2 separate regions of the Mus musculus genome follow, and region 2 is linked to region 1. The links are chromatin loops, found by intact Hi-C in ENCODE. Cell type or tissue: left cerebral cortex. All regions are shown on one strand. Each heading gives the region's core, and the rest is flanking DNA. Links, peaks and the distances in the headings are about the cores only.

Region 1 (15,290 bases), core at 3,776-11,775:
GTCTCAGTATTTATTCCTGTCCTCCAGCTTTTACAGCCTTTCTTTAAAAGGAGATTAATCTAATTTATATTCTATATGTCCATGTGTTTTGTCTGTGTGCATGTATATGTACAAGGGGTGTGTACAGTGCCTACAGAGGCTCTCTGGTTTCTGGAAATGGAGTTGCAGATGGTAGTGAGCTCTCAGGTCAGTGCAGTGAAGCAAACTTAGGTTCTCAGGAAGAATAGTGTGTTTTCTTAACCATGTGTCCATTTCCCCAGCCCCCAGCTCTCAGCTCTGACATTCTTTACTGTGTTCTCTGTGACAGTGTTCCCTGAGCCTGAGAGGTCAGGTTGTGTTGATGGTCCATTTAAGGAGGGGTACTCAGTCCTCAATTATTCTCAACACTCTGAGCAGTGCTGAGTCTCTGTACTGCTGCTGGCCACTGCAGAGATAAGCTACCGGGGATTCAGTTGAGGGAAGCCATAATCCAAATATATAGGTATCATGGGAAATTTGTGTTTAACACAATATGTTAAATTTACTTATGTATTTTGTGTGTATCATGTTGTCTTAGGACTACATATCTGAGTTACAAAAGGTTGTGAGTCCTGTATCATGTTGTCTTAGGACCACATATCTGAGTTACAAAAGGTTGTGAGTCCTCATACGCACGCTGGGAATTGTACTGGAGTCTCTGGAAGAGAGGGATGTGCTCTTCGATGCAAAGACATCTCTCTGAACAAGAGAAAATTATTTTTCTTAACATTGAAAATTATTTTTTTCTGGGCCTTTATTAGGATTCTGCAGATGTCACCACACACCGTCCAAGTATGGGAAGCAGGGCTTCTATTCATGTAGTCTCTCATTTCAACGAGGGAAGGAGAATCCTTACTACAAGATGGAGTATCCCTGCCTGGGATTCTGAGGGCTAGTCTAACTATAGATGGAAACCAAGATAGTCAATTTTGAGAATAAAATTATTCAATATCACAGAAAGGAACCAAACAGGACTTATAAGACCTCACTAACTGAATTTAAAAGAAATACTTAGTAAGGTTCAATACCAGACTCACTAGGCAGAAAAATGAATCTGTAAACATAAAGACCAATGAAACCCTGAAGCCTAAGGAGCATAAGTAGGAACTGAAGAAAACACACAGACTCCAACACTGTGTGGAGAATTGTTATGAAGACTAGCACACTAATTGTTTCTGTCCCCAGAATCTGAAGTCAGAAAGAGTTGAGAAGTTATCTGAAGGAGAGATGGCTGGAAACACCCCACAGCTGGAGAAAGATGTGAATCCACAGACATCCATAGAGCCCTCTGTTCAAGTCAAGTGTCCAGGGGATATTCTTCAGGGAGGACGGCATGCCAAGCGAGGAAGATGGATGGCGTCGTGGTATGTAGACGGTTTGTTTTTGTCATAGTGGAAAGAACTGGAAAGCAACATCAGGACAGGCAGAAGAAATGGAGAAAGTGCGAAGACTTCTACAGAGTGTTCCTGAGCAGTGCTCAGATATGACTTCATGCTATTAGCGAAAGGTCCTGAGAGAAGGAAAAGAGAAGATCTGGATTCCAGAACGGGAAGCCACACCAGGAGGGAGCTGGAGAATGGAGAACAGCCACATTAAAGCAGGAGAGAGGCTGTGCTTCCTGGAGAATTATTTTGCTGACAAATTTAAAGCCCTGACTGTCACCCCAACTTCCACAAAAGAAGAAGGGGGAGGGGATGGTACCATAGGGCAGAATCAGATGAAGTGAACCAAGCCAGTCTCAGAATGACAAATCTCACACATTTCTTCTCAGATGTGGTTCCGAGAGTGTATATAATAAACATCTGAGAAATCGTTTGTGTGTGTGTGTGTGTGTGTGTGTGTGTACCTGAATTTATCAAAGGGAGCATAGGGGACAGATGGGATGGTGACAGCAAAGAAGTTAGACAGGAGAACACACTCAGTGTACAGAATGCACTTAAGTTAAATGTCTTTTTGTAGGGCTGCAGTGTTGGCTCACAGTGTAAGGTATCTTGTCGCTCTTACAGAGGACCAGGATTCAATTGCCAGCACTAACACTGGGCTCATAAGCACCCATGTCTCCATCCTCGAAGGATCCAAGACCTCTTCTGACCTCCCGTGGCACCAGACATCTCAGTGATACACATACATATATGCAGACAAAACACCCATACACATAAAAATATAAAATATATTAGGCTAAAAATATTTTAAAGTACCTTATACAACACAGTGCCATGTAGGATGTGCATGCCCAATGAAGTTTCTTAATTCAAAATAGAAGAGGATCATATACAATCAGGAACTCAAATTTAAAAATTTATCGAGTGTCCATTATTGTGGTCAGATCAAAATTGTCCCAACAGTCCCTAAAAAGAATCACATCTGACCTTCTCACTTGCTCCTCCATAGCAGCTCAGATGGTTGTGTTGTCTGGTAACGCTGGCTCTGCCTATATTGCAGGAAAGGATTTCATCTGGGAAGGAGAGACAGTGACTGCAAAATGAACATCACTGTCGATCAGGACACGGACTACGCTGAACTGGTTCTGTCTGTAGGAGAAATCACACTCGGAGAGAAGACTAGGGATTCAATGAAAGATAGCCAACTGAGAAGAAAAGAAGCCAAAAGTATATTACAGGCTGTGTGCACCCTGCTGAATTCTGGAGGGGGTGTGGTCAAGGCTCACATTAAAAATCAAAACTACAGCTTCACCAGAGATGGAATGGGACTGGATTTGGTAAATCCCTTGCCTGGTATCCTGCACCTTCCTCATGACTATCTAGACTTCATGCAGTACAACGACTACTTTTTCGTTTTTGTGAAACCATGGAAGCCGAATCAGAGAGGTCCGGGGATCGCCACCTGGAAAACCAACTTGTACAAGAGAATCTTCTCATTCTCAGTTGAACTGAAAGCAGCGGATGCAGTGCAGTTCCTCAAATCCAGACCAAGTTCCCATGGAAAAACAGTCTGTAATGAAACACTAAATGAATGTCTTTCCTTATTTAACAGAGACTGGCTTGCCTATGAGGAGACATTCTGTTTCACTAAATCCACACATGCTGAAGTAAAATTGACTCCTAAGGAAAAGATTTCTCCTAAGGAAAAGATTTTAGAGCTCCTCCCTCAAACTGTTTCTGCATTTGCAAACACTGATGGGGGATATTTGTTCATTGGCTTGGATGGCAAAACGCAGCAAATTATTGGTTTTGAAGCAGAGAAGAGCGATCTCGTGCTTCTAGAGAGTGAAATAGAAAAGTGCATCCAACAGCTGCCTGTCACTCACTTCTGTGAGGAGAAGGAGAAGATCAAGTACACGTGCAAATTCATCGAAGTGCACAAATCCGGAGCTGTGTGTGCATATGTGTGCGCGATCAGAGTGGAGAAGTTCTGCTGTGCAGTGTTCGCTGCAGAGCCTGAGTCCTGGCACGTGGAAGGCAGCTGTGTGAAGAGGTTTACCACAGAGGAATGGGTGAAGCGCCAGATGGATGCCACTGCAGGTAGAGGAACAGAGATTAATAATCAGTTTACATTGGGCTGAGGGAGTTGGAAGATTGCTTTCTGGGCTTGGGCAACCTGAAAACTCCTCAAATATCAACAGCTAGTTTATTGATCTCTGGTTCCCTATGGAAAATATATTCACTGCTTTCAATAAAGCTGTGAGCTTTTCCCTTCACAATGGCCAAATCAGATACAGCGTGCTTGTCCAGTAGCTGGAACTAGAGCAAGAACATGGAGGAACCAGGCCTCATAATTCCCTTCAAGGGTCTTGTCACCTGCCACAGCAGGTTAAGCTGACATCACTGCCAAGTCTCAGGCCAGGGGGAAATGCAGCCCTGCTGTTTGCAGCAGAACAGTGAGAGTGTTGGCCTGGCCTGGCCTCATGGCAGGCCCTTTTCCATCAGAGCTGAGCAGCACAGCCTTGCATGGACACTGAACTTCCTGTACACTGATCATCACACATACACACACACACAAGATAGCACCTGGAAACATGTGACATTCTCAGATAGGGAGACAAACAAAAGAAATTTCCTCTGTGTCTCTAACCTGTCAGTGGAAGGTCCCTTCAAATTCCTTTACTGGATACAAGGCTTTGAAGAACTGTATGCTACCTTATGGCTGGGACTGCCAGTCTGTGCTCACCAGGGAAGCCTAGCCTCCTTTGTGGTCCTCTCTGAGGTGTCCTCTCCCCAACTCTGGAGCTCTGGCAATGTGCTCTGCTCCCCGCTTTGCTCTCTGGAACCTCCCCATTTCTCCATGCTTTTCTCCTGTTTCATCACCTGACTAGGTTCTGTCCTCAACATTAGTCTGTCATTTGCTCCCCTGATTCTTCTCATCCGTGGAGTTCCTCAGAGCAAGCCTCTGAGACTGTGAATGTTCAGCTGCTTCCATGGCTCCCTCTTTGGCCGTTTGAGTGTCCAAGTCCCCCTTGCATCTACCTCCTTACAGTTCTTGAATCAGTGTTTGGTATCTTGTGTTCACCTTCTCGTTTGGGCTGCAAAGTGTGGGATTTACAAACTGCTTGGTGATGTGTCACACACAACATTCCGGGCACTTTTACTTTTATAATTTGTTATGTTTCTTTTCTTGTCTAGTGATGCCTGGAAAGGTGATATGCTCTCCAGAAGCCCTCTGCATGAAACCATTCTCACAACATGAAGGCTATGAGCAGTTAGTCCGGACAGAATTGGGCTCCCTGCGTAAAGGAACACTGGTTGTCTCCAAGAGCTGGGCTTTGGATCTGGGCTTGCAAGAGAAGCAGGAAGTTATCTGGGATGTGCTTCATATTTCCCAGGGCAGTCTCCTGACCCTGCATGTCTTTGTCCAGGGAGATGAGAACCTGGAAGGCAACAGCAGTCTTCTTGGGAAACTAGGCGCCGAGTTAAAGGGCTATTATAAACAAATTGCCCTAACATTAAAGCAGACGTTGGTAAACCATTGTGGTTACACTGCGAAAATAGGTATTATAGTAAAGATAACATACTTGGGTCATAAGACAATGTGTCTTTATGACTCAAGCGCGAAAATATGTTACCCCCAAATATATTATCTGACTACCAAGGCAGTAAAGGACTTAGAAAAAGCTCTCGCTGAAATCTTAGGAAGTTATGAGTCTTTCTACAGTTTACCCAGGAGAAACTGGGATTCTTTTATGTCTGCGTTTTTAAATGTGGGCAGTTATATAGTTTACTTTTCGAGAAATGTCTTAACTCATATTCGAATCTGATGAGTAGGATACTTAGAAAAAGTTCTTGCTGAAATATTTGGAAGTAATGAGTCTTTCTACAGTTTACCCAGGTAAAACTGTAGTGATCGTTTTATGTCTGCATTTTTAAAGGCATGCAACTATATAGTTTACTTTTCGAGAAATATCTTAACTCTTATTCCAGTCTGTCTTGACACATTCTGTCTTAAAGGAAAACATTGTATCTCTTGTATGTAAGACAGTCTACAGGCTGGTCTTAGGCCATGCTGGCAGTTTCTATGGGGCTACAACATGGCATCTATTTTTTTCTATTTATATGATCATTTCCGATGAAGTATTGATAACAGGATTTTAAGATGTTGATATTGTTCGTTTAGGATTTGACATGTATTTTTTTATGTTCGTATCATCATGTTGTTTGTGCTGTAGATAATACCTTTACAGGTATTTACAGCATTGAGTTTACATGCAAGTATTACGCATTAATTGAAACGTTGGTATTTCCTTTGTAAAGGAAGAAATGTCTTTATTGTAAATCTACGTTTGTGAAGGATAAAATTTCTCGACATTTAGCCCTTAGCAGCTATTGTACATACAGTGGTAACCTGTTGTGACATTTGATGGAGTTCATCAAAAGACTGGTTGCCCATCACGACAGTTCTGATAATGGGGGCTATGAGTTGGGTGTTCACAGGCCCCATTATCCTTAGCCATGTTCTGCTCTGATCTATTTCTTTATCAATACAATTCATCTTTAAAATATACTTCATTTTTTCATGTGCTCTGTCCTCAGATCTGTGTTTTTATGAATACAGTTCTTCTACTTGTATCTTTCTTCAACAAAGCTTCATTATTAACTGAGAAGTTATACATAAAAAAATTTGGATAACAAAGGTTCTGCCATTTTAATATTTCTAAAATAAATGATCTTAACAAAACGTCATCAAATTCTCTTAAAGAATTCTTATTGTTTTTCCAGGATAAGTTTTTCTGGCTTTGGGGTTTTAGTTGTTTTGAAGATTTGCGATTGTGGTTTTCAGAGTTATGGCCTAGACCTTTGAAGACCAAGGAAGTGAGAAGACACATTATCATAGCTGCATGAGCACCTCGTGACACCTGTCACAGTAGCTGGACTAGAGATCACCCTACCATTCTGCCTCCACACAACAGCCACTGGGGCTGAGACACATTAGAAACACTTGTTTCATGGAGGTGACATCAGTGTGAAGTCGTGAGAGTAGTGGGACACATCATGTATGACCTAGGAAGTTGTTGCACTCTCAAAGCTACGGGAACTCACGGGAGGATCATTGGCAGAGAGTTTCAACAAAAGCAGCAGCTGCCTGCCTAATGTCAGCCTCTTTGGGTATCAGGTCAGGAGCTGGATTAACATAGGAAAGTCAGAAGGAGGAACCCAAGTAAAGGATGACTGTAACAGTGTGGGGCAGAGACCTGGGTAGGGACATGAACTGGGAAAGAGCAATGGAGTCCTAGTAATGGCATGCTTGGCTGCAGAGTCAGGTTTTCAGGTCAACAGGACAAACCTTGGGGAAAGACTTAAGAGTGGGAGCCAGTGAAGTGATGGCTCAGTGGATGGAGGCAGCTCCCACCTTGCCTGAGGAGCCCAGCCCCAGGGATCTCTGTGCAGGAGAGAGAGAAAATTGACTCGAGCCAGTTGTCTTCTGACCTCCACATGGTGGTGTAGCTGTGAACACCCAGCCCCCCAGCTACACACAGATACTTTTATGACCTGCTAATTTTTTATAATGCTACATTTTAGGGACTGAAGCAAGTGTCCCACAGAGGTTTAGCCAGTCTGACTAGGAGAATGTAATGGACAGCACTCTGTTTCAGAGGCATCCTTGCATAATCCCTAGAGTGCCAGGCATCCTGGGGAATTCTCAGCTTAGCTGTGCAGCTAGACATTGGAACACTGATGACTGTGCAAGGTCCTTAGCCACTCTGATTTCTGCCTCCCACCCTCACCGGAGCTGGGCAGGAAGTGGATGACAGAACTTCCTGGGGGAGGGACTCTGGTAAAAGAAAGCAAAGGCGCGCCAAAAATGCCTGGGGCCTCGGAGATGAAAGACGGACCTGAACAGGAGCAGAGACACAGAGCTGGCCACACATGGAAGGTAATGCCAGGACTAATCGGGATGAACTAGAAAGTTGGTTGGGAATCTGCCCAGCTATAGGCTTAAGCTTTAAAATACCCAAAAGCCTCTGTGTCATCATTTGTACCGCTTCTGGGTCAGAAAGTCCTGCTATATAACTGAAATCACACAGGGGCCTCTTTAGAAGAAACTGACCAGTGCGGAAGGAACAATATCCTCAGATCATGGAGAGCAAGAGAAGGAAACACAGAAAATAATCATGAGGCCTGAGCGATGTTTTGAATATATCCGCTCCTGTAATTAGTCACCCTCCCTGAAGGCTGTCTAGAAAGGACAAGGCGACCAGCATGTGGTTTTAGTTTCTGCCACAATGCTCACATGAGTCCCTTCTGTATCGCCTGGCTGGCCCTCCCTTCCTCCACATCCAGGCTAACTTTAAAATCCAACCTGAAGGTTTTAAAAATCCAATTATAAGTTAGCCTATATATGAAATAGGGGGGGGGGGAGGAAACTTCATATTAAAAGCCCTGTATAAAATGCACTCTTTACTGCATTGAGTTTGGTCAAGAGTTTTCGTGGCTGCCCCCAGTTGGTTCTGGTTGGTAAGTAACGATGCCCACAGTCAATGCCTGGGCAGGGCAGACAAAGGGGGGACTTTTAGGATTTTCCTGCCAAGAAGCGAGAGGAAAGGAGCAGAGTTCAGCCATGCCAGAAGAGGTAGAGGACAGGAACCATGCCAGAAGAGGTTGAGGAAAGGAGCCTGCCTGAGCAGGTGTAGGACAGACTACCCAACCACAGTGGCCCCGTGAGGAAAGTTGCATTTATGTGATATAGGCCAAGTCACTGTAATGCCCCACCTTAGCCTTCCAACCAACCAACTCTTATTACTGTAAGGTTGGTTCTGTAGTTGTCATTTTAGCTGTCAGTGCCCTCTAGTGTTCAAACAGCAAAGGCAACTACAGCTTCCAAAGACCTCAAATAGAAAGTCCGAAGGAAAGTTGATGTGTTGTTGATGGCGATGTTTTTCCAATCTCATGAGCCTCTTTCTTATTAATTGGTATTAAATTGCACTGAATTAAGTGTTTCAATGTAATATTATCATCTGTGGAATGTCCTTTGGTCATGGGTTCCTCTTTACTCTCCCTTGTCCCTCCACCCACATGATAGACCTCTTCCTACATAAGTCTCCCTAGTGCTTTCATACCCTTTAAAAGCTATATGATGGGGCTGAAGGGATGGCTCAGTGGTTAAGAAGACTGGTTGTTCTTCCAAAGGATCCCAGCATCCACATGGCAGCTCACAACAGTCTGTAACTCCTGTTCCAGGGGATTTGACTCCCTCACACATGCAGGCAAAACACCAATGTCCATAGAATAAAAATAAAACTTTAAAAAATCTTTTCAATAGTGGATGCTCACAGTCAGCTATTGGATGGATCACAGGGCCCCCAATGGAGGAGCTAGACAAAGTACCCAAGGAGCTAAAGGGATCTGCAACCCTATAGGTGGAACAACATTATGAACTAACCAGTACCCCAGAGCTCTTGTCTCTAGCTGCATATGTATCAAAAGATGGCCTAGTCTGCCATCAATGGAAAGAGAGGCCCATTGGACTTGCAAACTTTATATGCCCCAGTACAGGGGAACTCCAGGGCCAAAAAGTGGGAGTGGGTGGGTAGGGGAATGGGGTGGGGGAGTGTATTGGGGACTTTTTGGATAGCATTGGAAATGTAAATGAGGAAAATACCTAATAAAAAAATTAATTCAAAAAAATCTTTTCAAAAAGCTGTATACTGCATGTAAAAGCAAATACCCAATACTTGTCTTTCTGTATGACTCATGACATATAATCCTCGGTTCCACCCATTTTCCTGTAATGATGCATTTCATTCTTCCTTATGGATGAGTAAACTCTCAGTTCAGGCTGAGCATGCAGGGATCTTAATTGTGCACATGCTATGATTTCCTCATCCACTCACCTGCTCAAGGGCCCCTTGCTTATTCTGTTACTCTGCTGTTGTGAACATGAACAGGAAGATAACCCACATGAGTATACAGGTATGTCCTGTACAATGGCCTAGATGTTTTGGGATATGTGCCCAGGAGTGTGATTCACTGTCTTTAATTTTCTTTTTTTTAATAAAATACCTTTTTTTAATTCTTGATAATTTCCTATGTGTAACATTATATCCTGATCTTATTTATGTGCCTCTCTTCCCTTCTTTCATTCCCTAAATATTTTCTGAGCCATACCTCACATGATTTTCTCTTTCTCTCCATTAATTAGTTCTTTGGGGCCCACTGAGTCTAGCTGACTCTGCCTGCTGGAATGTTAAATAACACTGGTGTCTTGATCTTGTGCAGTTAATGATACCAAAGAAAGTCCTGAGTCATGTCATATCTAGCAGACACCATTTCTCAGTATCCATCCTCATCCTCCAGTGTTTAGAGCATTTTAAGAAGGTTTTATCTCTTATTACTTTATGTGCATGTCTGTGTGGTGGTTTGGACCCTACAGATTGATGTGTTTCGGTACTGGGACATGGAGAGTGGCATTATTAGGAGGTGCGTTATTGGAGTAGGTGTTGTTTTGTTGGAGGAAGTATGTCACTGTGCGGACAGGCTTTAAATTCTTCTATGCTCATGCTCCATACAGCATGGAATCAGAGCCTCTTCCTGGCTGGCTGTGGGGAACAGTCAGGAAAAGTCACCTTCTGTTGACTGCAGATCAAGCCATAGAACTCTTGGCTTCTCCAGAACCGGTGTCTGCCTGCATACAGCCATACTTCCAACTGAAGATAATGGACTGAACCTCTGGAAACAGTGAGCAAACCCCAATTAAATGTTGCACTTTCTAAGTTGCATTGGACATTTTGTCCCTTCACAGCAATAGAACACTAAGATTATTATTTTTGCATATGTATATCTATGTGTACACGGTGTGTGCTTGGTGCCCACAGAAGCTAGAAAAGATTGTCTGATCCCTGGAGCTGAAGTTACAGATGTTAGTGAGCTGCCAATTGTAACAGGACTTTGCCTACTTTTTGGGTTCTTGTACCATCCTTCTTCTCCCCTTTTCTTAATCCCTTTCAATCCTCTAATACCAGATAGAAGAGAAAAGTGGATAAAAAATGTGTTTTTTAAAAAGAGAAGGAGAGAAGTAACATGTTTGGGGAATGTGCAGTTAGGAGTGGGGGTGGGGGTGGGGAAGGGCATGCCTCTGCAGTCCCGAGCTGAGCCATCCCTTCTCCCTGAGGGACCAGCCACACAATGGTACAGTATACAATAGTTTATTCAGGGGATTGGGAGGGGAGTTGAAGGAGGAGAGACAGGGAAGGTCAGAGAGAGAGAAAGAGAGAGAGAGAGAGAGAGAGAGAGAGAGAGAGAGAGAATATAGGAGTAGAGGCTGGCCATGAGCATATGGTGAGAGTGGGGTGAGAAAAATGGGGAGAGATGGGAGCAGGAGCAAGAGGATAGAACAAAATCAAGAGAAGGTGGGGTAGGGAGGGAGGGATGGAGAGAGAGAGAGAGAGAGAGAGAGAGAGAGAGAGAGAGAGAGAGAGAAGACAAGTAGCCCCTTTTATAGCGAGTCAGGCATACTAGTGGTTACCAGGTAACTATGGGGTGGAGCCTAGACTAAATGCCAACATTTCCCCATTTTGGTTTAATTTAAAAAGGAGAAAATTAGAAAAGGGTGACAGTGGAGCAGGAATAGGGTTGTCATGATCTATAGCTACTTCTTGCTGATTTGGGGGTGACTTGTCTCTGGAAAACGTAAGAAAATGGTTATGGGGCTGGTGAGATGGCTCAGTGGGTAAGAGCACCCGACTGCTCTTCCAAAGGTCCAGAGTTCAAATCCCAGCAACCACATGGTGGCTCACAACCATCTGTAATGAGATCTGATGCCCTCTTCTGGTGTGTCTGAAGACAGCTACAGTGTACTTACATATATAATAAATAATAAATAAATCTTAAAAAAAAAAAATTAAAAAAAAAAAAAAGAAAATGGTTATGGAGATGTTGGTCCAGTCTTCAGAGAGTTGGCTGTTTCCTTGCTGTCCAGGTTCAGTGGAACCATCTATGGGTAGGGAGGAAGGAGCATGTGCAGTAGAAGCATCTGTGTCTGTGAGAGAAGACTGGAGCATCTGGGGATTTCTCCTCAGGAGCTGTCCTGGATGTAGTAAAGACCTGGACTTAAGAAAATGCTGGAACACACACACACACTCACACACGCACACACACACACACTCACATGCACACACGCGCACACACGCACACACTCACACATACTCACACACACTCACAAACACTCACACACACACTCACACACACACTCACACACACACTCACACACTCACACACACACTCACATGCACACTCACATGCACACACACACTCACACACTCACACACACACTCACATGCACACATTAAACGTGGAGAATAAAGTTAAGTACTTTTGGGAGAAATTTTTTTCTTAGGTGTACATTTGATACCCTTAGGTCTTGGTGATTTTTGGTGAGGGGAGTCCCAATTCCAGGGCACAGGAGAGGAATCCTACCCTTTGGAATAGATAGGAAGTGAGAACTTGGGCCATTGACTGGCAGGTGTACTTATCTGGATGGAGTCTATTTGGTCCATGAGAGGAAGATCTGAGTGGATTTCCTGTAGCTTATAAGTTTACAAAAGAGACAGATTTGTTACCAACAGGAAGAGCCTTTAAGAAGAGCTTAGGGAAGACAAAACATTTAGAGAGCAGAAGGAGGAAGAAGGGGTTTTTCCTTCTGTCTAGGAAACTTAATATATATAAATTTAGCAAAATGAGAACCAATGTTCAGTTTACATCTGAGAGACAAAGGAAATTTAAACCATGACCTTGTAAACATAGTTGATTATATAGTTGAGCTGGAGAAATACCCTAAGTCTAAAGTTAAAAAGAAATCAAAGGAAACTTACATTTGAGCTTGTGTTTATACAGGTGGATCATATAGTTTAGCAAGAGAAACACCTTAAGTCTATAGTTAAAAGGCAACCAAGGGAAACTTATATTTGAGCATGATAATGTAGATTCATCACCGAGAAATCCTTTAAATTTAGTAAAAAGACAATTAAAGAGAACATAATATTTCATATTGTGGGATGTTTGATTAGGGTTAAGCAAATGTATAAGAACTCTACCGAACAGTGTTAGAACGGTGGCATAGCAAAAAGAGGAAACATGAAGCGTTTACTCACTGGAAACTGAGCTTAGGTAAGAAAGGAACAGGTTATATGTGTGAAAGCTTACATCTGAACTTGTGATCGTTTATCGTAAAGTCTGTAAGAATCTGGCAGTCTTACCTAGTTAAATAATGTACTAATGAGCTAATACAGTGGTAGATTACCTTAGGGTAAGGAGCTAGGTCTGTTTTCTAGCTGTCAAGCTACAGTTACCTTAGCTGTCAATAGAGTCAGAAATCTGAAAATAAAGTATAATCTAGGAGTCATGTATTAATTAAAATGACAGATTTTCATATATGGTCCACTACATAAACAGCTTCCAGGTCCTTGAGGTCTCCATGGCAACTTGGGCAGAGTCAGTTTGGCTTTCAAGCCCAGAACACAAAAACCTTTTTTTCTGTGTAGTTAGATATGTGTGAAATGAGAAATGACCCACCTTGGCTTAGGCAATATGAGGTATTTAATTCTCAGGGTATCCTGTTTGTCCACAGTGTAGACCATGCCCTGGCATCAGGCAAAACAATGGTTATGTTTCTCAGGGGTTATCATACCACAATCCAGGAAGGACTCTTCTTGTTGTGTCCTTTTTTTTTTTTCTTGGAGAACTTAGGGGATAACTATCAGGTTTTGGGAGTCTCTGTCTGTCATAAGTTTAAATATTAATACATTTAGCAGACTTCTGACAAGACTGACAGCAGTATCTATTGAACATATCTCAGTTAGACAACCTGTGCTTGCTTAATTACTTGTTTGACAATGTACTAGCAAATAGAGTATGCTATAACTAAACAGCAGTTAAAAATAATGGTAAACATATATTTATAAAAGGCAGTGATCTTTAACCTCATATTGTTTAAAAATCATTATTTACCAAGGCAGGATAGAACAAAAACCTTATCTTAAGTGACTTTGGCAGGTTGTATCAGTAGATAAAAACACATGAAGAGATGCACAAACAAAGAGACAAATGGCAGTTGTATCTAGTGTGCACTTGGCTTAGTGTCGATGTGGACCAGAACAGAAAGAAATCAGAGAGCTGCCAGCAATGGCTTGAGGTCGTGGCATGGGGACAGAAAGCAAGTGTGTTTGGGCAACTTCAGGCCAGCACCACGAAATGATCTGGTGGGCGCTAAGTCCATGGAAACAGACAAGACACATAGGAGAACCGAGTAGCCCCAGCTCTAGGCTGCAAAGTCTGGGCAACAGGTGCTGATTCCCCGGGGAAAAAACTGAGAATGAAATGGAGAGCATCAGACATAGGAGCTCGGGAGAGGCTGTAGGGATTGGCTCTAGGGATTGGCATTGTAGGAAATAATGTAATGAGAGTAGAAGGCTGTTCACAGGCTCAATCCCACTCCTGATCACCACGGGAGATTTGACTTGTTCCATTTCCAACCAGGGCCAGCTCAGAGAGGGAGATAGGTGCACACTTGTGTGCACCAGGCGGGCCCATGCTGTGGCCAGGGCAGAAGATGCTCATCCTGAAGCCCAAAGACCAGGAGGAGCCACAATAGGCCAGATGGCAAGCACTCCTGAGGGAGACGTCGTCCCCCCCCCCCCCCCCACCTTCCTGCTGCCATTGCCTTCCCATGAGATGGCAGCAGCAACAGCTGCAGTTGAGGCACAGGGCTGTGTATGCAGCACCAATATAATCTACCTGGGCAGGGCTAAAAATGCTTTTCCCCACAGTGGCAGTAGAGCTTGTGCCCCTGTCATGAAAGCTGGACAGCTGGGCAGGGACAGAAGCACCAGGGGGAGGGAGGATTTAGACTTGCTTTTCCCACAGCGAGCCTGGAGCAGAGCAAGTGGCTACTAGTGGCAGGACAAGAGAATGAAGAAGGGAAGGGAAAGGAAAGCCTATGGATCACGAGGTAGAGAGTTGTTTTAAAACTACCAGTTAAGTAGCCATGTAGAGATATTATTTGCTGAGAACTGTGAATTAGGCCTAGAAATGCTCTGCTCTGTAAGTAGGGATGAGTGGGGAAGACCTCTCCATTGGATGTGGAAGTTATTAAAAATGTTCCCACTGGCTGGCATCCTGATAACAAAATTTAACAACTAAAGTAAATGTCCAGCCAGTCGGGACATACTGAGTCATCATGCAAATGCTAGCGGCTGGTGAGTCCCAGACTCATGGAAAAAAGCAGCCCACCTAAGCTTAGGAGTTTGTTCTATTGGCTCCAAGAGCCTGAGGAAGGGTCACGAACATCTCTTTCAAGGGGAAGGGACTCACCCAACTGTTAAGAGGTCCTAGAACGAGGGTCAGTAAAAACACCAGTCATAAAGACTGAATGTCTCCATCCTCAAAGGCAACACAGGGGTGGCTCCAAGCTCAAGAACACTTATGCTGACCAGTGAAGTGAAGGAGCTTACCAGTTCTCTGAAGTTTGAGGGGGTAGGTCTAGCAAGCAATGGCTCTCCACATGGTAGCGGATGTGAATCTTTGAGTTTCTAAATCCAAGTTATGTGGCGCCAAGTGGTATGTTTTTAAAAAGATAAGGAAGAAAAGAATACATTTGGTGGGTATGCAGTTAGTGGGGTGGGGGGAGGTACCTCTCCCAGCCAAAGCTGAGGCATCCCTTCCCCTTGAGAAACCAGGCACATGATGGTATAGTAGAGAATAGAGTTTACTCAGGACATGTGGAGGGAAATTGAAGGGGTAGAGACAAAGAAAGGCAGAGAGAGAGAGAGAGAGAGAGCGAGAGAGAGAGAGAGAGAAAGTAGAGGGATAGAGGCCAGCCATGAGCAT
Region 2 (15,290 bases), core at 3,356-11,355, 150 kb before region 1:
AAAGTGCTGCACATTGAGATGAGGAAGTCTCATTAAACGATTTAGTGAAATGCCAGGCAATGGTGGTACATGCCTTTAATCCCAGTGCTTGGGAGACAGAGGCAGGAGAATTTCTGAGTTTGAGTCCAGCCTGGTCTACAGAACAATTTCCAGGACAGCCAAGGTTACACAGAGAAACACTGTCTGGAGGTAGATGGTGGTGGTGGAGGGGAGGTGTTTAGTGAAATGACATAACTGGTGACTTTGAAATGCACCTAAGGGGATGGAGAGATGGCCTCAGAGGTTAAGAGCACTGACTGCTCTACCAGGGGTCCTGAGTTCAATTCCTAGCAACCACATGGTGGCTCACAACCATCTGCAGTGAAATCTGATACCCTCTTCTGGTGTGTCTGAAGAGAGCGACAGTGTGCTCATATATAAAATAAATAAATCTTTAAAAAGAAAGAAAGGAAGAAAAAAGAAGAAAGAAAGAAAGAGAGAGAAAGAGAGAGAGAAAGGAAGGAAGGAAGAAAGAAAGAAAGAAAGAAAGGAAGAAAGAAAGAAAGAAAGAAAGAAAGAAAGAAAGAAAGAAAGAAAGAAAGAAAGAAAGAAAGAAAGAAAGAAAAGCCCCCAGACGCTTTGGCTCATAGATGTCAGTAAGCAAAACTCTATGAATTGTCGTAATGGATTGAGAAATGAAAACCAGGTACAGAAAAAGCCATTAAAGAGGAGAGAGAGAGAGAGAGAGAGAGAGAGAGAGAGAGAGAGAGAGAGAGAGAGAGAGAGAGAGAATGTATATAGAGAAAGAGAAGTTGAAAGTTCTCTTTAAGATGGGAATATTCACAATATTTACCATGGAGGAGAGAGAGCCAGCACTGAATGAACTTAAGGATGGAGCAGGAGGCTGAGGGACTGAAACAACAGAATCCTGAGCAACAAAGTTTGGAAATGATGGTGGTCCAGGAGCTGGGAGAAGGTGAAGAGGAGGAGAAAGGCAAGCAGTGGGCCTGGTAGAGGTTTAGGTTACAGATGTCTGTATGTCTGTATATCTCCTGCCTGGTGCCTGGTGAGAAAAGGGCATCAGATCCCCTGGGTCCAAAGTTATGAGAGTTGCTCACTGCCGTGTAGGTGCTGGGAATTGAACCTGGGTCTTCTGCAAGAACAAGAAGTGTTCTTAACTGCTGAGCCATCTCTCCAGATGTATATAATTGAGGTGGTTTTTTTTTTTTTGGGGGGGGGGAGTAAAATCCTAAAAATGTCATATGACCCAGAATAAGGCCTAACTAGAGGATGTTTGCCAATGTTGAAGGATTGTAGGGCCTTGTGGGACAACTGGTCTATAGTAATGGCACCATTCCCTGAGACCTGCAGAAATGTGATCCTGTCTCCCTTACACAACAATATAAACAGTCGGTGAAAGATTAGGCCTCTGATGACTGTGTGTAGAAAAGTAAGAGTGGAACACACAAGACACTAGAAGGGCTGGGGCAGTACACTGGGCAAAACAAATTGGGACTGGCCATCTTGGGGAAGAACCAGGACAGAAAGGAAACAGGCTTTAGAAGGTGTGCTAGTTGGGAAACTGAAATCCCCCGGTCTTAGGCTCTTTTCCATAGCTTCTGGATTATAAACCCTGGGTGAGATAGTAGCTATTCTATTTCTGCCTCTTGGCTCCTTGCTCAGTTAAAGACAGTATCTTAGAGAGAGGGGTCGCTCAGTGGCATCTGCAGAATCCCTTTCAACATTGTCATTTCAAATCTTCAGCTTGTACTTTCTTTTTCTTTCTTTTCTTTTCTTTTCTTTCTTTTAAAATTTGTTTTATTTAGAATAATAATAATATTTAGAATACACTGTTGCTTTCTTCAGACACACCAGAAGAGGGCATCAGATCCTATTACAGATGTTTGTGAGTCACCATGTGATTGCTGGGAATTGAGCTCAGGACCTCTGGAAGAGCAGTCAGTGCTTTTAACCACTGAGTCATCTCTCAAGTCCCAGCTTGTAGTTTCTAACTTGCACAGGCTATGAGTAATTGGGTCTGCCAGTATAGAGACTTCCTGTTGAGAGCTTGCTCAATGAGAAAGAGAGGTGTGTGTGGGGGGGGGGGGGGGAGACAGAGAGAGAGACAGAGTGAGAAAGACAGAGATAGAGAGACAGAGACAGAGACAGACTCCCTCCCCCATTCTTTCGCTCCTCTGCATCCCCTTTCTCCTGTGCTGAACTGGTTGGTCAGTCTCTCACCCACCCTGATCACCCCCTTTCACCCTCAGGCCCCTGCAGTACTCAGCACCTACTTTTTAAAAAAAGATGTTTTCTTTATTTACATTTCCAATGTTATCCCCTTTCCTAGTTTCCCCTTTGAAAATCCCCTATCAACCCCCCCCCCCCCCCCCGCTCCCCAACCCACCCACTCCCATTCCTGGTCCTGGCATTCCCCTATATTGGAGTGTAGAGCCTTCATAGAACCAGCACCTACTTTTAAAGGAACGAGGCGCTGAGTCTGATAAAATATCCCAGCTTTCAGGCAGGAGAGACACACGGATGTCACCTTGGCTTCTGGGCTGCTCAGGCTACCCGGTCCTAGATTTAGTGGGCTAGACCTCGGTGAAGGTGGAGGGGATCCGAGGGTCTCTAAACAACTCGTGAAGAATCAGAGCCGGGAAGTCCAAGTCCTTTGCGCTCCAGGTCCCAGTGCGTGCTCCAGGTCCCAGCGAGCGCGCTCCAGGTCCCAGGGCGCATGGAGGTGGCATTGATTTCCTCCTTGCCCGCCCTCTCCCGGCCGCGGGAAGAGACCAAATAGAAAGCCTACTAAATACCGGGAAGCTTGAGACTCAGAATGTGCTTATAAACTAAACTTTAATAATTCTGAACCTTAGCTATATTGGGCTTTCGGATTGTTCTTGGTGTTTTGGTCTCCGCCTTCTCCCCACTTCTTTCTTTCTCCTCGCTCTTCCTTAAATCCTAGTGTTCCCTTGAAATGCTTCTGCATCATTCATGAAGTAGCATGCAACTCAGCTGTGACAAGTCAAACCCAGGTAGTGTGAGCCCAGAGTTGCCGCTAAGCAAAATGGAAACAAAAAGCATATACTTACTGTGTTTGCTTGACTAACAGTGGCCCCTGTAGGCTCCTAGGGAGTGGCATTATTGGAGCTGTGGCCTTGTTGGAGTAGGTGTGGTCTTGTTGGAGGAAGTGCATTACTAGGGGGTGGGCTTTGAGGTCTCAGAAGTTTGATTCAGGTCTAGTGGCTCACTGTCTCCTCCTGCTGCCCTTGATATGGATGTAGAATTCTCTGCTCTTCCAGCATGATGCCTGCCTGTACATTGCCATGCTTTCCACCCTGACAATAATGGACTGAACCTCTGAAACTGTAGGCCAGCCCCAATTAAATGTTTTCTTTATAAAAGTTGCCTTGGTCATGGTGTCTCTTCACAGCATTAAGACCCTAATTAAGATTCATACTAAGTCAACAAGAGAGAAAGGGATTTGAGTGTTAATTATTTTGTGTTTGTTATATTTTAATCTATCTATCTATCTATCTATCTATCTATCTATCTATCTATCTATCTATTATTATTATTATTATTATTATACAACTACATGTGTATACATGTATGTATCTATTATTATATATGTATGCATGCACATATTTATGTACCTACTATTATATATGTATGTGTGTATGAGTACATGTGTGTCTATCTATCTATCTATCTATCTATCTATCTATCTATCTATCTATCTATCTATTTATCAATTAATCAACCTATCTATCTATCCATCTATTCATCTATCTATCTGTGAGCCACAGAACTATCCTACTTCCTCTTTGGGCTTTTCAGCTCATAACTCAGTTTCCTGCTTAGGCAGGCAGCTTTCTAGATAGAATTAGATACCACTTCTTCAGATCTCATTTCCTTCAGTTAGGAGTTGCATGGTTATCAGCAGCCATTTTGACAGGGGTGAGATGGAATCTCAAAGCAGTTTTAATTTTTGTTTCCTGATGGTCAAGCATATTGATAACTTTAAAAGGTATTTATCAGTAATTTATATTTCTCTATCTGAGAAAGCTATGTAGTTTTTTATTAGCTCACTTATTAACTGGATTTGTTGATTTGTTCTTGATGTTTAATTTTGGAAGGCTTTAACTCATCTATTATTAATATAATTAATATAATAATTGTATTAATACTGTATCTGAGGTATAACTGGCAAAGGGTTCCCCTATCATTCAGGGTGTCTCCTCATTCTAGCAATGCTTCCGTTGCTGCACTGAAGGTTATTTCCATGAAGTCTAATTTGTCAGTTTTTGAGAATATTCTTGTGTAACTAGACTCCTTTTCAGAAATCCTTGCCTATGTTCTTTGTATGTATATATGTATGTATGTATGTATGTATATGTACATTTCTCATTGTATTTTCACCAAAGTTTTGTGTCTTAATATTAAAGCTTTGAATAACTTTTGAAATGTTTGTTGTTGTTGTGGTGGTGGTGGTGGTGGTGGTTTTAAACAGGGTGAAAGATACAGATCTTGTATCATTTTCCTGTGAGTGGAAATCCAGCTTTCCTAGTACCACTTATTAAAGAGGTTGTTTCTTTCTTCTTCTCCTTCTCCTTCTCCTTCTCCTTCTCCTTCTCCTTCTCCTTCTCCTTCTCCTTCTCCTTCTCCTTCTCCTTCTCCTCCTCCTCCTCTTCCTCCTCCTCCTCCTCATCTTCCTTTCTCCTTCTCCTTCCTTCCTTCCTTCCTTCCTTCCTTCCTTCCTTCCTTCCTTCCTTCCTTCCTTCCTTCCTTCCTTCCTCCCTCCCTCCCCCCTCCTCCTCTTCCTCCTCCTCCTTATTCTCCTCCTCCATTTTTTTTCTTTTTGGTTTTTGAAGACAAGCTGTTCTGTAACTTGCTCTGTACACCAGGATGGCCTCTGCCTCCTGGCTGAGGCTGTTCTCCTGAATGTACCAATGTATGGGTTTGTTTGTTTGTTTGTTTGTCTGTTATGGCTATGTCAAAGCTTAGGGGGTAACTATGTGGGTTATTTCTGGGACCTCTGTTTTATTCCCCTGGCCTACATGTGTGGGTTTGTGCCAGTACCACACTATTTCTGTTACTGTGACTCTGGAATAAAGCTTGAGGATGAGTATTGTGGTTGTTCCAGCATTGCTTTTTCTGCTTGAAGGTCACGGTCTTAGTTAGGGTTTCACTGCTGTGAACAGACACCATGACCAAGGCAACTCTCATAACATTTAATTGGGGCAGGCTTACAGGTTCAGAGGTTCAGTCCATTATCATCAATGTGGGAATACAGGCAGGCATGGTGCAGGAGAAGCTGAGAGTTCTAAATCTTCATCTGAAGGCCACTAGGAGAAGACTGGCTTCCAGGCAGCTAGGATGAGGGTCTTAGATCTCACACCCACAGTGTCACACTTCCTCCAACAAGGCCTCACCTCCAAATACTACCACTCCCTGGGCCAAGCATATTCAAACCACCACAGTCGCTTAAGCAACTTGAGGCCTAATGTCTTGGGTAAAATGTTACTTTCCTTTCAAGTGCAAAGTCATCCTCTGCCTAATGAACCCAGTTCAGGTCCCTGCCTGAAAATGTGAAAACTGATGTTGATTAGAACCTGGGAAGGTTCACTGAAGTATGAACAGGGAAACTTGGATAATTAGGTTCTCTTATCTTTTAGGTCTTTCTGATGTCCTACAATTTTGTTAGAAGGAGACCTTTTAGTTTCCTGGAGTGGAACCTTCCTTCCATAAAAGTGCTCTATGCAAAGGTGGCAAAGAACCACACCTCCAAGTCTGCTGTAGAAATAGTCCCTCAAGGAGATCCACAATCCTGCGGTATAGAGACTCCATGATAGATAATTAATATTTTACTGCTGTTTATTTAGTCAAAAGACACTCATAATGGGACTAGAATGTGATAGCTCAGAGATTAGAGGCATGGGCTGCTCTTCTAGAGAGCCCAGGTTCAAGTCCCAGTACCCACATGACAGCTTATGACTGCCTGCAACTCCAGTTCCATAGGATTCACTGCCATCCTCTGCCCCCTGAGTGTACCAGGCATGTGTGTGTCCTTTTAAACCAAAGGCATGGCAGAGACTTGAGCATTTTATATCATTTTTTTCCTCAGTTATGATCTTGTGTCACCCCACCATCCCCATGGAACATCTCGATACTTCTAGTATCATAAGCTGCTGTGGAGGGAGTATGGATTGCTTCAGGATCTAAGGGCAAGTCATGAAGGAGAGATTCGTCTACACTCAGCAGTCCCAAGTACCTCTACTAGGTTTTTGTTTTGTTTTGTTTTGTTGGGTTTCTTTTGTTTTTTGTTTTTTTTTTTATTTTTTTTGTTTTTTGTTTTTTGGTTTTTTTTTTCCTTCGAGACAGGGTTTCTCTGTATAGCACTGGCTTTCCTGAACTCACTTTGTAGACCAGGCTGGCCTCCAATTAAGAAATCCACCTGCCTCTGCCTCCCGAGTGCTGGAATTAAAGGCGAGCTCCACCACGCCCGGCACTAGTTTGGTTTTTACCTAATGAAACTGGGGTTCAGTGTCCTTGACTTCATGGATGTCTTCTTTTGCGCTTCACCATCCTAAGCCATGATTCATGTTTGAATCATATATTATTTCTGTGGGAGCTGCTCTTTAGCTAGTGCCTCCCAAACAAGTCTCTGACTACTGGTGATGGTGTAACAGGACAAAGGTTCTTCTATTCTGACTCAGCTGAAACCATCTTGGTTTAAACTGAAACTGACCCCGGCCCCCACCCACACCTTTTCTACCCCTGCCATGGAAAGCCCTGTGTCGGGGGAAAGCCCCCCACCATGTTCTAGAAACTCGAGGTGGAAATGCCCAAGCTGACTGTATATTTTTGACTCTTGTTAGACTGCTTGCTTGCTTTATGCTTTATTTTTCCCTGCAACTGCAACAAGGATGTAGTTTTTCTGTGTTGTCTTTAAAATCTCCCAGTAGTTCCTCCTATGGGGCTGCAAACCCCTTCAGCTCCTTGGCTCCTTTCTCTAGCTCCTTCAATGGGGATTCTATGTTCAGTCTAATGGATGGCTGTGAGCATCCACCTCTGTATTTGTGAGGCAGTGGCAGAGCCTCTCACTAGCCAGTACCCGCAGAGCTCCCAGGGACTAAACCACCAACCAAAGAGCACACATGGTGGGACTCATGGCTCCAGCTGCATATGTACCAGAGATGGCCTACTCAGACATCAGTGGGAGGAGAGGCCCTTTATCTTATGAAGGCTCTATGCCCCAGTGTGGGGGAATGCCAGGGCCAGAAAGCAGGAGTGGGTGGGTTGGTGAGCAGGGGGAGGGGATGGAGGAGGGTATTTTTTCTGAGGGGAAACCAGAAAAAGGCATAACATTTGAAATGTAAATAAAGAAAATATCCAATAAGGAAAAATCTCCCTGTAGGGCTGGAGAGATAGCTCAGAGTTTAAGAGCATAGACTGCTGTCTTAGTCAGGGTTTCTATTCCTGCACAAAACATCATGACCAAGAATCAAGTTGGGGAGGAAAGGGTTTATTCAGCTTACACTTCCATACTGCTGTTCATCACCAAAGGAAGTCAGGACTGGAACTCAAGCAGGTCAAGAAGCAGGAGCTGATGCAGAGGCTTGGATGGAGGGATGTTACTTACTGGCTCCCTTCCCCTGACTTGCTCAGCCTGATTTCTTATAGAACTCAGCACTACCAGCCCAGGGATGGCACCACCCACAAGGGGTTCTCCCACCCTTGATCACTAATTGAGAAAATGCCTTATAGCTGGATCTCATGGAGGCATTTCCTCAAGGGAGGCTTCTTTCTTTGTGATAATTCCAGCTTGTGTCAAGTTGCTACACAAAACCAGCCAATATAGCTGCTCTTCCAGAGGTCCTGAGTTCAGTTCCCAGCAACCACATTGTGCCTCATAACCATCTATACTAGGGCCTGAGGCCCAATTCTGGAATGCAGGTAGACAGGTAGGAAGAATACTATATACATAATAAATAAACTAATAAAAAATTCCCTGAAATGTGCATTTGAGGCTGTTCTGTGAGAAGTGTATCTCTCCAAGCCTAATTTAAACTTTGATCATGCTGAGTGGTCTTTGGGTCTTGACCCCCCAACAACAGCAGTCCAAATATATTGAGAGTCCTTGGTTCAAAAGAATAGCCCTTTATTTCAGTACATAATCTCTTTATTTGTAGACCTGAAGAGTTAGACTCCGGAGATACTCCATTTATGCTTTAAACTTTCTGGCAGCCATGGGATACTGAGTATACCCACAAAAGGCTCAAATAGCCCAACATATGGCAATATATTAGAAAACACCCCAACTCAGGACAGCAGGCTTTGTCTCATGACAAAAAAGGAAGCCATCCTAGAAATAGGGCCACCCCTTGCCCTGGAACTTCCCAAAAATTGTCAGATCACATTTGGCACATGAATGTTACTCATGTCCCTAGCTTAGGGAGGCTGAAATATGTTTGTGTCATTGTAGACGCTGACTCACTCAGTGTTCATTTTTGCCGTTCCCCTTTCAGGAAAAGCAGTGAAGAATATTTTTATGTTTTTACTCAGAGCTTTTGCTGTTTTAGGTCCCTGCAAAATGTTAAAAGCAGGCGATGCTCCTGCATACATTGCCAAGCCTTTTCAACAATTTTGCCAACAGTTTGGCATAACCTATATCCCAGGCATCCCATATAACCCCCAGAATTCATCTTTTAGGAAAGAGCTAAAGGATAACTTAAACTTTATTTAAAAATAAAGGAGAGGGAGAAAGGTAATATGGCTACTTGTCACAATATTTTATCTTCTATTATATATACTTTTTACATTTGGGTAAGGATGGCCTCTCTGCTGTAGAACATTTTTAACCTCTCCAGAGAGAAATTCAGGGTCCTGGTTCATTGGAGAGATGCTATGCCTAGCCAACTGAATCACAGGGTTACAGCAATTCATTGAAGCTATGGCTATCTTTGTGTGTTTCCCTCAGGCTGCTAAAAAGTTGGTGTGGACAACTGAAAGACTAACTAGACCAGTGGAAGTCAGATGAAGAGCTTCTAAGGTGTTTGCAAAGGCTATACCTGAAGAAAAGGATGAGACTGGGGCGAAAGGATTGTGGAGCCATGAAGAACAAGGTCTCTCTATCAACAATGACTCTGAGGAGGAAACTAGTGACTGGGGAGAAAGAATTGATGAAGTCTTAGGTGTGCCTGCTGAGTTGCTGTTTCTTACTATGTGTCTTTGTTAAATGCATCTGTTCCTGATGAAACATACATAACATAGCATAACATAACATAACATAACATAACATAACATAACATAACATAACATAAGCTGTGCTTATATGTCTGGTCTTCTTTTGCTTCATTTGTTAACTGGGAAGAGAATAATATTCCTATTCATGTCAGTGACTCTGAGGTCTTGTTGGTGCCCCCATAGCTAATCTTATTATTCCCCAAGCTAAGATGGTCATATGATAATTTGAGTATGTTCAGACCTTGCACAATGCAATGTAAACCACTTAACATTCAAAGTCAGTTGGATTACCCTCTCCCATTGCTGCAGAAAACATGGCCAAGATATTTACTATGATATTTTTCTGTTTCTAATTGGTCTTCTACACTCTGTTTCATAGTGATGTGTCTGAGAAGTTTTTTTGTTGGTTTTGCTGGGACGCATTATAGCCTTAGTATTGATTTGTTATTCCATGTCTGTTTGAAGATTGTCTTGCATAGCCTAAAATTAAAAACCAAAACCTGGGAATTACAAGGAACCATGGTGTCAGTCTGGCCTAGCTGAACGTGAGAGGCATGTGTTATAGGTTTTTCAGGTTGGAGTCCATGGCTCCTGGGGCACAACTTGCCTTCCTGTTGCTGAGAGACTGATGCACTCCCTCAGGCAGTAAAGCATCCAGGTCACTTTGTTTTTCTCTGCTGTGTTCCTTTAGTAGTCAATGAGGCATGGAAACTTGACAGGACAATTAGTCTTAGAGGCCAGTCTGTGTAGCCTATAATGTTTGCAATCATCATTGTATCCTGGCAACAACAAATGTATTGACTGGCAATTGGCACTATATTCTGTTTCTAATAAAGGGATAAAAAGCCTGATTGATCTCGATAACATTGTCACAGCCTCCATCATATTGTGTCCCCTCCAATGGGTCTGGTTTACTTCCTTGAGACCATACTAGCTGACCTTGGTCTGGTAAGTAAGCGGGGTGCTTACAGACAGCCCTCACAAGCATCAAATCCACTTCCAGGATATGTGGAGACAGGAGTTCCTCCAGCAGGTGAATGATGGGCAGTGGCTAAGCATTGGAAAAGCTTGGAAATCTATTAGTAAAAGCTGAGCTACTATTCAGGCTGCATATCAGGAAACATTCACAGGTCAGGGAGTCAAAGTGTTGCCTATCACAGCCTCCGGGTGAGGAAACATCCAAAGAAACTGTCAAGGAGACCAAAAAGGACAGATACTAACCAATAAAGATGCAGAATCTGACAGAATCTGGGTTCAGACTGGGAAGTGCTTAAATGCTAGTACAGCTCTTGGTGACTGGAAACAAATCTTATCCATTGAGATTATCTCAGAATTTGATAATTCTGAGCCTGAGGTATCTGTATAATATTTGAGTCACAAGGCCATCTTTTACTGCTATAGAGCTTTAGGACATTGATGTTCCAAAGGTGTATAGTATTCTCACTGCCACTCCTATAGTAGGCAGATTAATGCTGAAGAGTGAGGACAGGTGCTCTGCCTACATTGACCATAGTCCTGTGGTTTCTTCTCACGCTCCTATACTCCTCTGAGTCATCCCCAGCAAGATCATTTGCCACCTGAGTGGATATGATCTGAAGAGCTCAGAAGGATGAACCAGGAGTAACTGGGACCAGTGGGACCCAGGCATCCAGGAACTCCACCTGACTAGTGGCACAGGTTCCTTCCAGTCTGGACCAGTGCCCTGAGCAGACCTTGGGTGCGAACTCCTAAGCAAGTCATACAACACCCAGAAAAAGCTCCACTCCCATGTGCTCTAACATGGCCAGGTCCACAGTATCCCAGGATCCCAGGATTCCAGGAGCTTGGTCACACCAGGATCTCAGGGTCCCAGAGGCAGCTTGACTCCCAGGAGCTCTGACACACACAGGATCTCAGTATCACAGGATCCTAGAATCTCAGGATCACAGAGACAGCTGAACTCTGAGGAGTTCTGACACTACCAGGATCACAGGAAGGACAGGCTCCAGTCAGATATAGTGAGGTCAGGTAGCACTGGAGATAATCAGATGGCAGAAGGCAAGCATAAGAACATAAGCAACAGAAACCAAGGTTACTTGGCATCATCAGAACCCAGTTCTCCCACCATGGCAAGTCCTGGATACACCATCACACTGGAAAAGCAAGATTTGGATCTAAAATCTCTTCTCATGATGATGATAGAGGACATTAAGAAGGGTATAAATAACTCCCTTAAAGAAATACAGGAGAATTCAGGTAAACAGCTAGAATCCCTTAAAGAGGAGACACAAAAATCTCTTAAAGAATTACAGGAAAACACAATCAAACAGGCAAAGGTAATGAACAAAACCATCCAAGATCTAAAAATGGAAATAGAAACAATAAAGAAATCACAAAGGGAGACAACCCTGGAGTTAGAAAATCTAGGAAAGAGATTAGGAGTCATAGATGCAAGCATCACCAACAGAATACAAGAGATAGAAGAGAGAATCTCAGGGGCAGAGGACACTATAGAAAACATTGACACAACAGTCAAAGAAAATGCAGAAAGCAAAAAGCTCTTAACCCCAAACATCCAGGAAATCCAGGACACAATGAAACCTAAGGATAATTGGTATAGAAAAGAGTGAAGATTCCCAATTTAAAGGCCCAGGAAATATCTTCAATAAAATTATAGAACAAAACTTCCCTAACCTAAAGAAAGAGATGCCCATGAACATACAAGAAGCCTACAGAACTCCAAATAGACAGGACCAGAAAGGAAATTCCTCCTGTTACATAATAATCAAAACACCAATGCACTAAACAAAGAGAATATTAAAAGCAGTAAGGGAAAAAGGTCAAGTAACATATAAAAGCAGACTTAACAGAATTACATCAGACTTCTCACTAGAGACTATGAAAACTAGAAGATCCTGGGCAGATGTCATACAGATCCTAAGAGAACACAAATGCCAACCCAGGCTACTATACCCAGCAAAACTCTCAATTACCATAGATGGAGAAACCAAGATATTTCATGACAAAACCAAATTTACACATTATCTTTCCACAAATTCAGCCCTACAAGAATAATAAATGGAAAACACCAACACAAGGAGGGAAACTACACTCTAGAAAAAGCAAGAAAGTAATCTTCTTCCAACAAACCCAAAAGAAGATAGCCACATAAACGTAATTCCACCTCTAACAACAAAAATAACAGGAAGTAACAATCACTTTTCCTTAATATCTCTTAACATCAATGGACTCAATTCCCCTAAAAAGACATAGACTAACAGACTGGATACCTAAACAGGATCCAGCATTTTGCTGCATACAAGAAACACATCTCAGTGACAAAGGCAGACACTATCTCAGAGTAAAAGATTGGAAAGGAATTTTCCAACAAATGGTCCCAAGAAACAAGCTGGAGTAACCATTCTCATGTCGAATAAAATCAATTCTCAACCAAAAGTTATCAAAAAAAGATAAGGAAGGACACTTCATACTGGTAAAAGGAAAAATCTACCAAGATGAACTCTCAATTCTGAATATCTATGCTCCAAATGCAAGGGCACCCACATTCATAAAAGAAACTTTACTAAAGCTCAAAGCACCCATCACACCCCTCACAATAATGGTGGGAGTCTTCAACACCCCACACTCTCAGTAATGGACCGTCATGGAAACAGAAACTAAACAGAGTCACAGTGAAACTACCAGAAGTTATGAACCAAATGGATCTAACATATTTATAGAACATTTCATCCTAAAGCAAAAGAATATACTTTCTTCTTAGCACCTCATGGTATCTGTAGTGGCTATTCCTGGTTGTCAACTTGACAATATTTGGAATGAACTACAATCCGGAATTGGAAGGCTCACCAGTGACCCTTATCTGGAGGCTTGGAGATCCTTATCTGGATCTTGGTTTGAAGATCTTGAGCCATAGTGGCTATGGATTCCAGAAGATTGAATCTCCGAGTTAAGGAACACACCTTTAATCTGGGCTATGCCTTTCATCTGGGATTAAAGGTGTGGTGGAACACACCTTTAATCTGGGCTACACCTTTTGCTGGAGACAATATAAGGACATTGGAAGAAGGGAGTCTAGCTCTTGCTCTTGCTCCTTCGCCTGCTTGCTGCGTGAGACTGAGTAACTGCTAGATCCTTGGACTTCCATTCACAGCTGCGACTGAACCATTGTTGGGAATTGGGCTGCCGACTGTAAGTTATCAATAAATTCCTTTACTATTTAGAAATTATCCATAAGTTCTGTGACTCTAGAGAACCCTGACTAATACAGAAGTTGGTACCAGGAGTGGTTCTAGAGTAACAGAAGTACAAGGATGAATCTTTTAAAATTCTGGAATTGGCTTGTTGATCCACCAGCACTTTCAAATATTGAAACCTCTCCAGATTCTCTCCCTCCTGGGAGCTCAGAGAATTTTGAAGACCCATGGTTGAAACTATATTCCGAACTTAAAGAAGCTAATGCCCTTGATTTTCTTAATGAATTAGGTGATTCAGTGCACAAAGCTTTCTACAAGATGGGGAAAAAATCGAAAAATGATTTTACTGGCTGGCTGCTCTTAGTATCTGTGGAAAAAATGATGAATGAAAGGAAGGAGTTGTGTGATAAAATCGAAAGGCTCCAGACACAAGTAAACGATCTAAAAGTTGCTAAGTGTGTCCTTGAGGAGAATCTTCTCTCTTGTAGCAATAGAGCTCAAGTTGCAGAAAATCAAACAGAAACTCTCATTGTAAGGTTGGCTGAACTACAGAGAAAATTCAAGTCTCAGCCTCAGAGTGTGTCGACAGTTAAAGTAAGGGCTCTAATTGGCAAAGAATGGGATCCTACAACATGGGACGGGGATGTGTGGGAAGACCATGTTGAAGCTGAGAATTTTGAATCCTCAGATTCTCAAGGGTTTGCCCCACCTGAGGAAGTAGTACCCTCAGCCCCACCTCTTGAAATAATGCCTTCCCCACATGAGGAAATTAATTTTGCAGAGTCTGCTCACGGCCCACCAATAGTTTCTTCTAGACCTGTAACCAGACTCAAAGCAAAACAGGCTCCTAGAGGGGAGGTAGAAAGTATAGTCCATGAGGAAATTCGCTACACTACTAAGGAGCTTAATGAGTTTGCTAATTCATTCAAGCAGAAACCTGGTGAATATGTGTGGGAATGGATTTTAAGGGTGTGGGATAAGGGTGGAAGGAACATAAAACTAGAGCAGGCTGAGTTTATTGACATGGGTCCTCTGAGTAGAGATTCTAGGTTTAATACGGAAGCTCGCATAGTTAAAAAAGGTGTCAAAAGTTTGTTTGAATGGTTGGCTGAGGTGTTTATCAAAAGATGGCCTACTGGAAATGACTTGGAGATGCCTGATATTCCGTGGCTTAGTGTTGATGAAGGGATTTTAAGACTTAGGGAAATTGCAATGCTAGAGTGGATATATTGTGTAAAGCATAATTGTCCACAATGGGAAGGTCCAGAAGATATGCCTTTCACCAGCTCTATAAGACGCAAATTGGTGAGAGGGGCACCAGCACATTTGAAGGGTTTTGTTCTTTCCCTTTTCCTTGTGCCAGATCTTAGCATTGGAGATGCTTCTGCTCAATTAGATGAATTAAATTCACTGGGTTTAGTTGGATTCCGAGGTAACAAGGGCCAGGTGGCAGCATTGAATCGCCCGAGACAAGGTGATTCTAGTTATTATAATGGACAGCGTAGACAAAAGAATGTTTATAATAACATACCCAGTAATGGTCAGCACAGGAGAGGTGAAATTTATAATGGCATGACTCGGTTGGACCTTTGGTACTGGCTAATCAATCATGGTGTTTCCAGGAATGAAATACATAGGAAGCCTACTGCATATTTGTTTGATCTGTATAAGCAGAAAAATTCTCAAACAAATGAAAGAAAGGCTACATTAGATCGTGGTAAACAGCAATCTCGGCCAGTGAATCAATTTCCAGACTTGAGACAGTTTGCAGATCCGGAACCCCTTGAATGAAGGGGTGGCCAGGTTCCTCTGAGGAAGGATCTTGATAAGACACTCAAAGGTTTTGCTGTTACCCTTTCTCCAGTTCTT

What was found. Hi-C counts contacts between places; a loop is a spot of excess contacts. Peaks named below come from ENCODE experiments on the same cell type or tissue, not always from the same donor. Only the 100,000 strongest peaks of a DNase experiment are listed, where the experiment ranks them.
Region 2: it touches region 1 in a loop (2.8-fold over the local background); 15 of 42 quality-filtered maps call a loop at or near these places.

The regions. Positions count from the first base shown.
Region 1 is chr11:83,184,065-83,199,354 of GRCm38, forward strand. It overlaps Slfn4 (schlafen 4), which reads left to right. Exons shown (of 8, transcript NM_011410.3): 6 at 1,204-1,382; 7 at 2,461-3,500; 8 at 4,599-6,152. The coding sequence starts at 1,246. The coding sequence ends at 5,230. It overlaps Slfn3 (schlafen 3), which reads left to right and starts at 7,266. Exons shown (of 3, transcript NM_011409.1): 1 at 7,266-7,344. In left cerebral cortex, for the core only: a CTCF peak has its summit at 8,266 (motif pointing left); DNase peaks (open chromatin) are centred at 7,229 and 8,254; H3K4me3 peaks cover 313 bases.
Region 2 is chr11:83,037,381-83,052,670 of GRCm38, forward strand. It overlaps Slfn10-ps. Among named protein-coding and RNA genes, the nearest start is that of Slfn2, 20 kb to the right of the region's middle. In left cerebral cortex, for the core only: no CTCF peak of the experiment used is centred there; DNase peaks (open chromatin) are centred at 6,619 and 8,452.